Regions from separate parts of the Homo sapiens genome. Here regions 2 and 3 are each linked to region 1. Evidence: chromatin contacts called from ENCODE Hi-C or POLR2A ChIA-PET data. All regions are on one chromosome and are shown on one strand. The core of a region is the stretch at or near the end of the contact, and the rest is flanking DNA. Distances in the headings are between cores, read along the strand shown.

Region 1 (4,497 bases), core at 693-3,192:
TGGATGTAGCTTTTGAACCCAGTCAGTCTGGTTTCAGAGCCTGTGTTCTCAACAATGTGATGATTGTAACAAGTGCAATTGATGCAGAGGCATATAATGTAAAGCATATATTTATAGGATTTAAACCATAACTAAAGAAAAGCACATTAAAACCATAAAAACTAAAGTGATCCCTTCTTACGGGGAAAAAATATATTAATATATACATAGAAAGAAGTCTCGTCACTGATGAACAACAATATGGAGTAGATGAAGTCCCAGAGAACTGTTGTTGTGTTAGTTACATATTTTTTATAAAGTCTGAATTTTTTAAAGAGAGTGTGTATTGCCTTTATAATTAGCAAAATAATACACGTAGAATAATTAAAAAAGAACTCCTTCCACAATCACAATCTTCCACAAGCAACAGGAGGCTTATATTAAAAGTTTCAGGTCTTAGAACACATCGGGGTGTTTCATTGAACATGTTCTGTGGGCCGGGCATCATGGCTCATGCCTGTAATCCCAGCACTTTGGGAGGCCAAGGCAGGTGGATCACTTGAGATCAGGAGTTTGAGACCAGTCTGGCCAACATGGCAAAACCCTGTCTCTACTAAAAATACAAAAATTAGCCAGATGTGTTGGCACACTCCTGGGACCCCAGCTGCTTGGGAGCCTGAGGCAGGAGAATTGCTTGAACCCAGGAGGCGGAGGTTGCAGTGAGCCAAGATCATGCCAGTGCACTCCAGCCTATGCGACAGAGCGAGACTCTGCCTCAAAAACAGAACATGTGCTGTGGCTAAGCCTCTGGGGACTGATGAAATCTGGGTACACAGAAGGGGCTGGCACATGCTGTGGTGTGCTCTGCAGTGCTTCAAGATGTTTGCCCCCACCTCCTCTCCCAGTTCTCCCCACCTCTCTGAGAGTCAGTCTAGAGGCTACTTCCATGCGCCCTTGGGGTTAGCAGTTTTATTGGTCAGCCCAGAGTCTGAGTTTGGTGGACAGTGCTTGGCAGCCATAACAAATGCTTAGATGGTGAAAAGGTATATGCTTTGGGGTCAGAATGCCAGATTGGGGGCTTCAGACACATTTCAGAGCATCGGGTCTCTTATCTGCAAAATAGGTATGGAAAATAATGCCATTTTCTGAAAACCAGAGACTTAGTAATTATGTGTGTAAAGTGACCCGAAGAATGTCTCTCATGTAGGTAAGCGCAGAAAATATTAGCTCCATATAACTAGGGTTCCTTTATTCCTGAGATGACTGTTTTCTAAAGATAAGTATTTAACAGATGCTTTTTTTTTTAAATGTGAGCTGCCCCCTCATAAAGGCAAAACCGACCATACCTGGGTTTCCACTTAGTCCTGCTTGTCTCATTTCCCTTCAGGCAGTAGAGAAGCCAGGCTGTATAGATCCTGACACCTGTGAGGGAAAGCTCACGTCATCTTCAACCTGCTGACACCAAAAATATGCCAGGAACATTGGAGCTCATTCTTAGATTCAAAGCCGTTTCTTTTTCTGGCCATATGTGAGGTCTGTGGGAGTTAACAGTAGGCTTGTGTGCCAGTTGAGCAGATTTGCATTTTTGAGTTTCTAGATGCCTGTTTATTTTATATAGTTATCGTTTTGATTAGTCCTTGCTTAGTCCCTTTTTGGTTCCAGAGTTATGCAGGGTAAAATATGCTTTTACTTTGGCCTTCTGGGTTAATTACAAAATCCTAGTTGCAAGTGACAGGAATTCAACTCAAATTAGCTTAAGGAGAGTTTTTAAAGGTACAGGGGTATGGGAAGTATTTCGTGGAATGCAGTGGAGGCTCAGAAGTACCTTGAACCAGGCACTGGAAGCCCATGAGGATTCTTGACTCCTCTCTGCTCTTAGCACTTTTGCTTGGCCAACTGACTTTTTCCATTTCTCAGTACAGTTGAAACACAGCCATCTACAGAGAGACAGCCTTCTCTCTCTCTCAGAGCCAGAATTACTAGGGAGGGATTCTGATTGGTCCAACTTGGATCAAGTGGATACTCTTGGACCAATCAGCAGTGGCCAGGGAGTGGGATTATGCTGTACCACCATGGTGACTCCTATGGTAACCATAGTAACAATGGGGGAGAAGGGGCAGTTTCTAGAAGGAGAAGGAGGCACTGGAGCAGATACAAATAATTCCTGCCTACAAAATTCTTCCCTATCTGTCCTCCTATCATAAAAGGTAATCATCCTGATTCCATTTTTTCCTGTCTGACTCCATGTGGGCAAAACTCCTAACTCCTCTTCTTTCATCTTTGGTTAGAAGCAGTCCATTTAGTTATTGATTTTTTTTCAACCTGGACAATCTCTTCTGGGAGCAAGAACAGCCTGTTTGGCAAGCTATTCAGCAAGACATAAAACATAATAGTCCTCGGGATGAATCAAAATAATAGCAGGTCCTAGAAAATTGTGTTCTTAAGCCATTTCTAGACTGTTGGGAAGTATTGGGGTTCAGTCAGGGGTTTTAAACAGAAGGTGGTCCAAGAATCAGTCTCAGTATTGTTTTGTGGTTAGTCGTATTGATGACTGTTCATTGAAATTTTTATTTTTAATTTTAATCAAATGTAGCCTTTATTACACACACAAAAATGTCATGGTAGTGATCTTGCTACCTCCAAAAGAGCCTTATGTATTTGAAAGCATGAGAGGAGATGGTGATGTCGAGAACTGAGGGAACATACCTATTTAGAAAATCCTCCTTTTCTGAAGCCGAAACTTCCCTTTCTTTCCTCCGTGTTAGGTTTATTTCTCTTTCTGCCTGTGTCTGAATCTGGGAATGGGAATTGAAGCCTCTTGCGTGGAGGTTGGTAAAAGTCCTGTTATTGGATTTTCTTCTCTGTCATCAACTTCTTCCTCTTCACAGTGAGTGTGGCCCACTGAATAGACTGGACGAGATTGGATTGTGGCTCGAATACCACCCCCCTTTAAATGCCCAAATCATACTGCCCGTTAAATCAATTGAAAGACACAGCTAGAAGCAAGGGGAAAAAGATGGGATCCATTAACACACTTCACAGAGAGTGCAGGCAGGATGGAAGGACCACACTACCTGAGTCCTGGGCTTCGCAATGTCCAAATGTCCTATCTCTCTGTACAGTGTCAGCTTTCATGACTGACGATGCATCTACAAGGACTGGAGTTGAACTTCAAGCAAGAGACTCACAGACAAAGGCGCCCTGGGCCAGTGGCACACACTAGCTTTATCAAAGAGACTCAGGGACAAGTACGCCTGGTCTGTACTGCGGTTTGCCAATTAGCTGGATGAACAGCTGGCTAATTTCTGTTTTATCTCTTGGGCAGAAGACACATGAGGCTAGAATAGGTTATCTTCAACGGGGAGCCGAGCTAAGGCCTCATGTATGTTACGTGCTCATGTGTTCTTAGTGCCTCTGTATATTTAGTGCCTTGTAAGTCTCATGCATATTTAGTGTAACCAGATGCCTCATGAATATTAGGTATCTTTTGCTCCTTCCATCCCTTCTTGTCTGTGTTAGGTGCACACATTTGACTTACTAACCACTTAATTATAAGTAACATCACTTAAAATATATTCTATTATCGAAGATGAATAAGTCTTACAAACTTATTCTTCCTCCGTAATTGAAATTAGTAGTCTCTAAAAACTAATAATCATTAATCTTGATTGCATGGGGCCCATTTTAAAATGGGCTGCCCTATATAAGTGTGAAGATTAAAATTCTTTTCTTCCTTGATTTTTGGGCCTCCTGCATTTGTCAGTCTCCACTCAGGCTCTCTCTGCCATCCAACCCTGGAAATCTCAATGAACACAACTCCAGGACCAGCTTTTTTGTGCATGACTGTTACTGCCAACTCCCACGTGGTGCTGGAAATAAAACCAGCGGTATTAGATGCTGTAGCAGCAGCAAGGACCACCAGCACCTGACCCCTTGGTTAATACACATTCAGGGAAGAGGAGACATTCTTATACAGCAGAATACTGCTACATGATGTGTTTTTGTACCTCAGGGCTGATTCGACCTAACATTTCATTTAGAGAAAAGGGGGAATGAGACTGATTACTTTTTTATGGACAGATGAAAATTTGTGTTAAGTGTAAAGCTCTGACTTCAGGGAAGTCCATTTAATTTATGCAGGTTGAACTAAACCACTTCATTAAAAAGAGGATGGGGAGAAAACTTATGACTCAGCACAAGTTAGATGAGTGACTCTGTCATTTCCTCTGTCTATCCTATTGGAGTGATGGTGATTCTAGATGTTAACATGGGCTTTTTGTGCAGCCTACCCCCTAAAAACAAACAACAGCTTCCTCTGGGGCTCAACTGAAGATGTATATACAATACTTGTTCTAGCAGGGAGGAGGCATTATTGAGTGTGGTCTATTGGGAGAAGGGATGTCTGCCTTCATGTGTTGTCTTCTACATGGTTTCCATGATTCTTATTTATTGTGCGCTATTTTTCAACTTTTTATTATGAAAAATTTCAAACATATGGAAAAGTTAAAAGATAAGTGC
Region 2 (4,497 bases), core at 722-3,221, 53 kb after region 1:
AGGCAGTAACGAGTCTCTGGCAATGTTCACTTGATCCTTCCAGGAATACCCATATCTCCATGAGACCTCCCATTGGAATATGCACAGGACTTTGCTCTATTGCAAATTAGCAAAGGGACCCCCTGGTCATTTTTGTTTTTTGTTTTTGTTTTTGTTTTTTTTTGAGATGGAGTTTCGTTCTTATTGCCCAGGCTGGAGTGCAATGGTGCGATCTCGGCTCACCGCAACCTCCGTCTCCCAGGTTCAAGCGATTCTCCTGCCTCAGCCTCCCAAGTAGCTGAGATTACAGGTGCACACAATCATGCCCAGCTAATTTTTACATTTTTAGTAGAGACGGGGTTTCACCATATTGGCCAGGCTGGTCTGGAACTCCTGACCGCAGGTGATCCAACTGCCTCGGCCTCCCAATGTGCTGGAATTACAGGCGTGAGCCACCATGCCTGGCCCCTGGTTGCTTTTTTAAGAAGCAGTGGTAGGGTTTTTTCAGCACTTGAGCACTTCTAGAAAGTGGTCTATAGCAAATATATAACCTGCAGGGCTAAGGACTTAGAGACTACATGCAGGTCTATTGTGCCCACAAATTCTCCTCTGTAACTGCCTTTCTCCCCACCCCCATATAGGCACGTGGCATTGAGACAAAGGGGTCAGGTGCCCATTAAGTTCATTTAGGGTTTGGTTCAGCTGGATGTTCCCTTTCCATCTGAGGTGTTATCAATCTTGGATTACTTGCTCTTAAAGCACAGAGACTGAGTCCCCAGACTGTCGCCCAGGGCAGTACATGGATAGATTCGTTGGTCAGGGATGTGCCTCACCCTTGAACAGATCTGACATTCCTTTTCGTAGGAGTGGAAATGGCCAATGTCCCACTTGGACCAATGTCTAAACAACTGTAATTTCTTTTAACATGTCTGTGCATTTTAAGGAAAATAAATGCCCCTGCTGGTAAGAAAAAAAAAAAAAAAAGCTCTTATTTGAAAAACAAGAATCTTAGCTTGAATGGGCAGGTTTTTTCTCCAAGGAGATTTGAGGTTGAAGAATTTAAGCCTTCAATGACCTTCACTTTTGAGGTTTTTGATTTAATTTTGGCTGCCCTTTTGCCACCAGGTGGTTAATGAAAGGGAAAGGTGTCACCTCAAAAACACTGGCCTCCTTTATTCATTCTTTCTTTTAGTCACCCATTTAGAAATTATTCACTGACCTACTGCTCAGCACAGGGCACTGAGGGGTTAAAGTTATGTGCTGAAATCAGAGTGCAGAGACTACAGCACAATTATTGGGCTCACCGAAGGTGCTTTGTTTTCATGGTTGAAAGGGAAGTGGACTGTGCCTTTGCTTCAGTAAATTTGACAAGAATAACAGGGTGGGTCCTTGGCTCCTCAAATTGGCTGGGAACCTGTCAGACCAAGTGTGCAAATGCACAGTTCACACACAGTGCCCTTCCTGCCTGGGAACGCCCCCAGGTAACTGATCAGTGGTTTTTTATGCAGAGGAAGTAAAATGGCATTTTTTACTTCCTGTGGGCAATTCATAACAGGAGCTGCCACTTACTGTGCACTTACTATGTGCCAGGTCTTGTCACCCAACATCTATGATCCTCACAACACCCTAACCTGGAAGGCATTATTTCTACTCTACAGATAACATCCCAGAGTCTCAGCCTCCTCCTGATACCTCCCAAGATCCCAGGTATAATACTGTAGCCTCCCAAGGCAGGAGAAGCAGAACTCAAGAAGGAAATGGGGTTATTCTAGGCAGCGGGACGCCCTTGCTGCTGTGCCCCAATTCGTTCCCCAGCACATGTTGCTAATTGTGATCACAGCATTCTCTGGCTTGCTATGCTGTGCAGTCCTTCTCAATACAGTGCTCCAAACAAACACTACCAGACATTCTGGATGGCAAGTGAGACGTAACCTATTTGCCACCAGTGCTTGCCACCAATGCCTGCTACCTGATAGCAGACACTGATAGCTCTTAAAACTAGAAAGGACCACAAAATTGATTTGGTCTAGACAGTGTGTGCTGTGGTCTTGAAGACCAGTCTCTCTAGTAGAATAAAGGTTATTTTCTTGCCATATTCCTCATGCTCAACACCTTCCTAGACCTTCTGTGCAGGTCTGATGTGCCATCCCAGACTCTGGGACGGGACAGCATGGTGGGGAAGCACATAGTTTGAAGTAGGAAAGACCTGGATTTGAATCCAGGCTCTGCCACTTGCTAATCATGAAACCCTGGACAAATTCCTGCCCCTTTTTGAGCCTTCATCTCCTACTCTGTAGAATGGAGATGATAACCATTATCCACCTACCTCATGGGGTAGTTATGAGGATCAAATGAGATCATGCATATAAGGATTTAGCTCTGTGCCTGACATGTAGTGAGCGTTCAATAGGCTAAAGCTTTCATTATTATCAGTGTGAATTATTAGTAGTAGTAGCTCCAGTGAAGTTCAAAGTGAGTGCCGTGTCCTGTTGCACTCTCTGCTTTCTGAGATGCTCATTTGTTTATGTTTCCGTGGCTTATTTCCAACTGGTGATTTCTTCCATGAGCTACTCTGTAGATCACTGGCATGAGGTCAACACCCCAATATTCTAGAAATCCCAGTTCCTGGGTAGAGCGTGAAATGTCTTTATGTGGTGTTTCCATCTGTACGCCCTTCTTCACCAGGTCCTTTCTGTTCTCTCTTCCTGTGGCCCTCTCGAGTTGGGCAATTAGTGAAGAAGACAAGCAAAGGGAGGAGGACCAAGAGGATCAACAAAATCCAGAAATCCTATTTTAAGGGAAGCTGGCTGTGTACCAGGGATTGTCCCAGGCTCTGGGACTGTGAGCATGACTGACCAAGTCCTGCCTTCATGGGCTTATGTCTCATGAAAAGGTCAACCAAAACCCAGAAAACAATTAAATAAAATTATCTTTCTAAAATGGGTCTGCCCTGCTAGCCTCTGTCTTAGCACCTTATCTGACTCATTCATGACAGAGATCACAATCTGTAATTACTTTGTTTTATTTTTACTCCAAACTAGTGGGCAGGGAACATGCCTGGCTCATTCACTGCTATATCCAAGGACCCAGAATGGGGTTTTGCGTGTCAAAAGTGCTCAGTGAACACAGAGCAAATGAACAAGTGACTTAGTGATGGTTTGTGAAATTTTCGTTCTGAGCCCAGAGTTTAAACTTCAGGCTACTTTTTTGTTGCTGGCAGTGGTCAGTCACCTCCCTATGTAAGAAAATTGAAAAGAAAATTCATTTTCATAATTCATGCAGTTTTTATTTTATAAAACATGTGGGTTCCTTAAGGAGATCATTCTATCCCAGATTGACTGTCTATGGCTGAATTAAAAAGACCATTGGAGGCCATTTGTCTTCTGGATTTGACACTTGGAGCAGGTGGCAGTATCTGGCAGGAACTGGGTTGGGGGAACTCATGAGGCTTGGCTCCAAAGCTGGGTAGTGTGTTGAATTGGTCTGGAGAGGGCTGCATGCCTGTGAGGAGAGGAGCTTCTCTTATTATTCACTTTCCTGCATCAATGTGCATCTAGGCTACTGTCAACATGTCAGGTTGACAAAATCATTGAGCTCAAGGAATGGAACTGTAGCACCATAAAACTCAATAATCTGGTAATACCAGGTTGCAGCATGTATCGGTGTAGCCTATGGTCTGGGCAATTCATAACAGGAGCTGCCACTTACTGTGCACCTACTATGTGCCAGGTCTTGTCGCCCAACATCTATGATCCTCACAACACCCTAACCTGGAAGGCATTATTTCTACTCTACAGATAACATCCCAGAGTCTCAACCTCCTCCTGATACCTCCCAAGATCTCAGGTATAATACTGTAGCCTCCCAAGGCAGGAGAAGCAGAACTCAAGAAGGGCATGGGGTTACTCTAGGCAGCAGGACGCCCATGCTGCCATGCCCCAATTCATTGCCCAGCACGTGTTGCTGATTGTGATCACAGCATTCTCTGGCTTGCTATGCTGTGCAGTCCTTCTCAGTACAGTGCTCCAAGCAGACACTACCAGACATTCTGGATGGCAAGTGAGATGTAACCTATTTGCCACCAACCTTTGAACAGTGTATGTAAAAGGCTTTGCCCTAGGAATTAGAATCCTGGATTCAGAGTGTTACGCTGTAACCATGTAACTTTGAGCAAATTGCTTCTCTCTCCTGACCTCAGTTTATTAACCTGTAGGATGGAAATTATCCCATACCATATCTGGCTCAAAAAGTCACCATATAAATATAAGCTGGTGAATTGGTTTCACTGGCACTGAAGTGCTGTTTTTAATTGTACCTGGATGGTGAATCAGTAAGGATCAGGGCCCTGTACAAACGTGAAGCATCCTCAAAAACGGCAGCTGTGCCCGGAGTTGTGATCAGCATCTTCTCGAGGCTTCCCTCAAGGACGCTGAGTGGAGTATTTGACTTCCTAAAAGTCACTGGGTGAGCTTGTTAATCCAGATTCCTGGGCACCCTCCCAAATGGCTGATTAAGCAT
Region 3 (4,497 bases), core at 1,012-3,511, 41 kb before region 1:
TTTCTAAATGAAATCTAGATTTTTAAATGTTGGATGCTACCTCAAAAATAAATACATATATACATACATACACCCTAGGGGTCATATAAAATATACCAGCAGTCTTCCCATTTCTGACTTGTACCTCAAATTTAACTTAGAAGTTAAATTATTATTTTTTTTATTGCTTACTTGTTTACATTTTAATTTTGTTTGTTTGCCTTTGTAATGAGCATATGATATTTATTTGTAAGCAGGAAAGAAGAAGGAAGACATCTTTATAACCCAAAGGGCTCCCTACCCTTTAATTTTTGTTGATGGTCCCTGGGCAGGTGGGTGACGGTCAGGTTGCCTGGACTGCGGGGCTGGCTGCTGGAGTGTTTGCTCGGTGGGAAGAGGACCCATATCCAGAAAGAGGAGGAAGGACAGCCAGGGGTTCTGCAGGCCAGGTCCCAGGGCTGCTGACCAAGGCAGCAGACAGGTGGGGACCTGGGAGCACACTAGGCACTCACTCATTCCATCATCCATTTCCTCATTCATTCATTCATTCACCGGATGTATACTGGGTACTTATGGTTCAGAGACCTGATCTGGGCCTTAGGGTTATAGCAGCGAACAAAGTAGACAACAATCTCCACCCTTATGGGATTCAAGAAACAGTAAGTAAGACATAGGGTAGGTCTGATGGTGCTAAACACCATTGAAAACAGGCAAGAGGGGTGGATAGGAAGGCTGGAGAGGGCCACAGTTTCCAACAGGATGGTCTGAGAGAGTCCCACTGAGAAGAGCCCTGAAGGAGGGGTTTCGCTCCATTACACATGAATTAAGTGCTTACTGTGTGCTAGGCACTCTGGATGGTCCCCTGGGAACATTCCCATTTTGATGCTTTCTTTAATGAACTTTTGCAAAGAAACAAAGCATAGTTCTTTTGGTTGCATGTGACAGAAATAGAATGTACGCTTGCTTACTTTTTTTTTTTTTTTAAAGAGAGCTCACTTTTTATCACTGGCAAGTCTAGTGATAGGCTACCTTCAGGCATAGCTCGATCCAGGTGGTTAATCTGTGTCATTAGGAGCCTTCTCTCTCTTGGTCTCTTGCTCTGCTTTCCCCAGGTTAGCTTCTTTCTCAGGTAAGCTTTCTGCACAAGATGCCCTGCACAGCTCCAAGTTTGCATCTCATCAGCTCAGTGCCTGTCCCAGAAGGACTGTATATCTGTTCTTTAATGCCAGCCAAAGTCTTGGGGCCACTCCCACTGAACAGGCCAGGTTACATGCCCATCTCTGGAGCCTGGGGTTGGCCCTTCCTGAATCACAGTGTCCCAAAGGGGAGAGGGCATCCCCCAACAGAAAATCTGGGTGCTGTTAGCAGAAGAATGGGGACTAAATGCTGGGCAGTGAGGAACAGCAGATGTCCACTCTGACAACACTTGGATTAAGGAAGCAGGAAGGGCTGAAAAAACAGCCTGAAAACAGGGAGACCTTCAAGGGTCCCAGCCTGTGACCAACAGACCATGTGAGCTTGGCCAGGTCTTAGTGCTCCAGTCCCTAAATGAGGGTGGTCAGCTGGTTCTCTGAGGATCCTTCCAGCTTGTGATCTGTTTGAGTTTTAGATACATTATCTGAAAACAGATATGACTGAATTAAATTACCAGGTTTGAAATAATACAGGGTTATGGATCCTGGGTAGAAGTTTTTTTTTGTTTTGTTTTTATTCAACAACTAGCTCTGTTGGTGAATTGCTGAGGAAGCCGTGAAGGACATGAGACCCACCTCTGCTCAAGCTATGCTGCTCCTTGCTGGTGGCACCTACCTACACCTCTGCCTTTATAGTGTGCAGCAAAGCTTTGCCAACTTTTCAGTCTGGTAATGGAAAGTGAGCTTCACTGTCATGGATGTCATGCTTTAAAGGCTAGAATGATGCATTAAGAAAGATTTACCCTGGCCTCATCTTCCAGTGCAAACTTATGAGTAGGCCATAGTTGAAACATGACTACCAACAGCTGTAGGGAAAACCAGCTGTGTGGACATCGGCATGTGTTTCCAAGACACCAAGCAGATATCTCAGTCCAGAATTTTGTTTTAATGGTTATATCTTATCTTGACAGACACATACCAATGTATTTCCCCAGGAAGATGGGGAGGGAAGACAGGGATTGCTCCTTGGCGACTCTGCTGATGTGACTTTCTGTTAGTCAGACGTCTGCAGGGGCCAGCATTTGTGTTGAATGGTGGAAGGCTTGGGAGTGAGTCATCTCAAAGCCAGAAAACCATGCATCACCCTCTCCAGGAAGTACTGGCAGTCATACAATTGCACAAGTAGGCAGCCACAGGCCATGTGGATATTGAGGTGGGTAGTGCAGTCAGGCAAGAGCCTCGGAGGCCGATGAACTTGACTTGAAGCCTGGTAGCATTGCTGCTTCTTGGCTGTGTGACCCAAGTCAAGTTACTTGAGCTCTCTGCACCTGAGTTTCCCATCTGTAAATCTGAACGATAATGGCACCCACTCGTAGGAGAACATACTTCAGGTTCTTGTCAGCCAGAATAATGACTACTGTTGGTAGTGGTGCCATTCCTAATGGGCTAATAGGAGACAGAGTGACATAATATTCATAGCAGCTAACATGCACTTTACATATTAGGACCATTGTACTCATTATGGGTACTGTTCTTAGCTCTTCTAAGAGCTAAGGTAGATAACGTGATTATTCCCACTAACCTACGTAGGTACTATATATGGTCCCGACCCACAATGAGTCGCCTTACAGTTTTTAGCCTTTCTGATGGTGTGAGAGTGACACGTATCCAGGAGAAACTGTACTTTGAGTCCCCATACAGCCATTCTTCTTTTTTTCACTTTCAGTACAGTTTTCAGTAAATTACATGAAATATTCACCACTGTATTACAAAACAGGCTTTGTGTTTAATAATTTTGCCCAGTTGTAGGCTAATGTGAGTGTTCTGGGCATGTTTAAGTGGGCTAGGCTTTAAAAGCATGCATTAAGGTGCCAAATCCAGATAATTCTATATTTTCACAATGTGGCATAAGCAAGTCTTCTTGCTACTGCCTTACTTATTGGATTTGTAGGGTAAGCTGAGCTGTGATGTTTGGTAGGTTAAGGGTATTAAGTGCATTTTCGACTTACCATTGTAAGTTGAGGTGCGCGTGAGTTATCATCATCATTCTCAATTCACAAATGAGGAATCTGAGGCACAAAGAGTTAGGTAACCTGCCTGGAGTCACAGGGCAAGTGAGTGGTCGATGTGTGATCAGAACCCACGCAGCTGGTTCCAGAGCCCTTGCTTCTAACCACCACCGTCAGTAGTCTCACTGCAGAAATAAGAGCTGCACAGGATGCTTCCTATAGGTCAGGAAATGTTCTAAGCACCTTCTAAGGATTGAGTCCTTTAACTCTCATAACAACCAAACCCTTGTAAGTTGGTACAATTATTTTCCCCATTTTCTAGATGAGGAAACTGAGTCACCCACAAAGGGCTAAGAAAAGGAATTCACATCCTCGTTGGCTGGCTGATTTAAGACAGGGAAGCTGACCTCTCTGAGCCCCAGCGTTGCCATGGGCTGAGAGGCGATCTAGGATAAGCACCACCTGCAGTCGTGATGTGGACCAGACCTTCTTTGGAGGGGGCCTACTTTATTCCTAGTGAGGGCCTTGCTCACAGACCCCGGCTTTATTCCTGGGCCTGTGCCTTGTCTCTGGCTGCCTGTGGCAGCTGGACAGGGCTGAGAGCCCTTGGGAAGGTGTGGCATCTTGGGGGAAGAGGATTTTGAAGAGATGCCTCTGCCCCTGGCTTGGGCCTCCTGTGGCAGCAGGAACGAGCTTGGCCCTACCACGGATGCAATGGCAAATAACACTGTGAACCTGTCCCAACCACTGCAGGGCAAACAGTTGAATATATCTGGGTCTCAGTTTACTCAGTTGCAAAATGGGATGAGTGTGGAATGAAAGCATGCAATTAAAGGTGCCAAATCCAGATAATTCCATATTTTCACAATGTGGAATAAGTAAGTCTTTTTGCTGCTACCTTATTGGATATGTAGAAATTTTCAAGGAGCTTTCTTTCTTTTAGAGGTAAGGTCTCACTGTGTTGCCCAGGCTGGAGTACAATGGTGCAATCATAGTTCACTGCAGCCTGGGCTCTGGGCTCAAGCCATCCTCCCACCTCAGTCTTCCAAGTAGTTGGGACTACAGGTGCATGCCACTATGGCCGGCTAATTTTTTTATTTTTTGTAGAGGTGAGGGCTCACTTTCTTGTCCAGTCTGGTCTTGAACTCCTGGCCAGAGGTGATCCTCCAGCCTTAGTCTACCAAAGTGCTGGGATTATAGGTGTGAGCCACTGTACCCAGCCTCAAGGGGCTTTCTTAATAACTGGTTCCTATTGTTGGCTGTGTGAGCTCTGTCTAGCTTCTCCCTCTCTGGCAATGTTAGGAGCTGTACCCTTATTGCTAGGCCCATGTTTGTGGTTATTTTGTCCAATTAATTATCGTTAGGATGAACTTTTG

What was found. A loop is a pair of places that touch in the nucleus more often than their neighbours do. ChIA-PET counts read pairs that join two places held with the same protein, here RNA polymerase II (POLR2A). Pooled maps may share reads with other maps.
Region 2: a loop to region 1 is called in a pooled map, with 1.9 times the contacts of the local background. The contact joins the enhancer-like site here to the promoter of ARHGEF3-AS1 in region 1. A Hi-C loop is called at or near these places in 4 of 50 pooled maps. POLR2A ChIA-PET finds 5 or more read pairs at or near these places in 2 of 52 experiments (activated naive CD4-positive, alpha-beta T cell and naive thymus-derived CD4-positive, alpha-beta T cell).
Region 3: a loop to region 1 is called in a map of endothelial cell of hepatic sinusoid, with 2.8 times the contacts of the local background. The contact joins the enhancer-like site here to the promoter of ARHGEF3-AS1 in region 1. A Hi-C loop is called at or near these places in 7 of 168 maps with a recorded cell type or tissue (CD4-positive, alpha-beta T cell, Right ventricle myocardium superior, dorsolateral prefrontal cortex and 3 more) and 10 of 50 pooled maps. POLR2A ChIA-PET finds 5 or more read pairs at or near these places in 2 of 52 experiments (MCF 10A and OCI-LY7).

What each region holds. Positions count from the first base shown.
Region 1 is chr3:56,937,485-56,941,981 of GRCh38, reverse strand. ARHGEF3-AS1 (ARHGEF3 antisense RNA 1) reads right to left here and starts at 1,942. Exons shown (of 3, transcript NR_046572.1): 1 at 1,805-1,942; 2 at 1,326-1,401. It also overlaps a transcript of ARHGEF3 not described here.
Region 2 is chr3:56,884,570-56,889,066 of GRCh38, reverse strand. It overlaps a transcript of ARHGEF3 not described here. Among named protein-coding and RNA genes, the nearest start is that of ARHGEF3-AS1, 53 kb to the left of the region's middle. RefSeq lists a silencer at 1,477-1,536. Within about 2 kb of position 1,971, at least 4 of the 41 ENCODE cell types and tissues checked have a DNase peak (open chromatin) inside an H3K27ac peak, as active enhancers do.
Region 3 is chr3:56,978,720-56,983,216 of GRCh38, reverse strand. It overlaps a transcript of ARHGEF3 not described here. Among named protein-coding and RNA genes, the nearest start is that of ARHGEF3-AS1, 41 kb to the right of the region's middle. Within about 2 kb of position 2,261, at least 5 of the 41 ENCODE cell types and tissues checked have a DNase peak (open chromatin) inside an H3K27ac peak, as active enhancers do.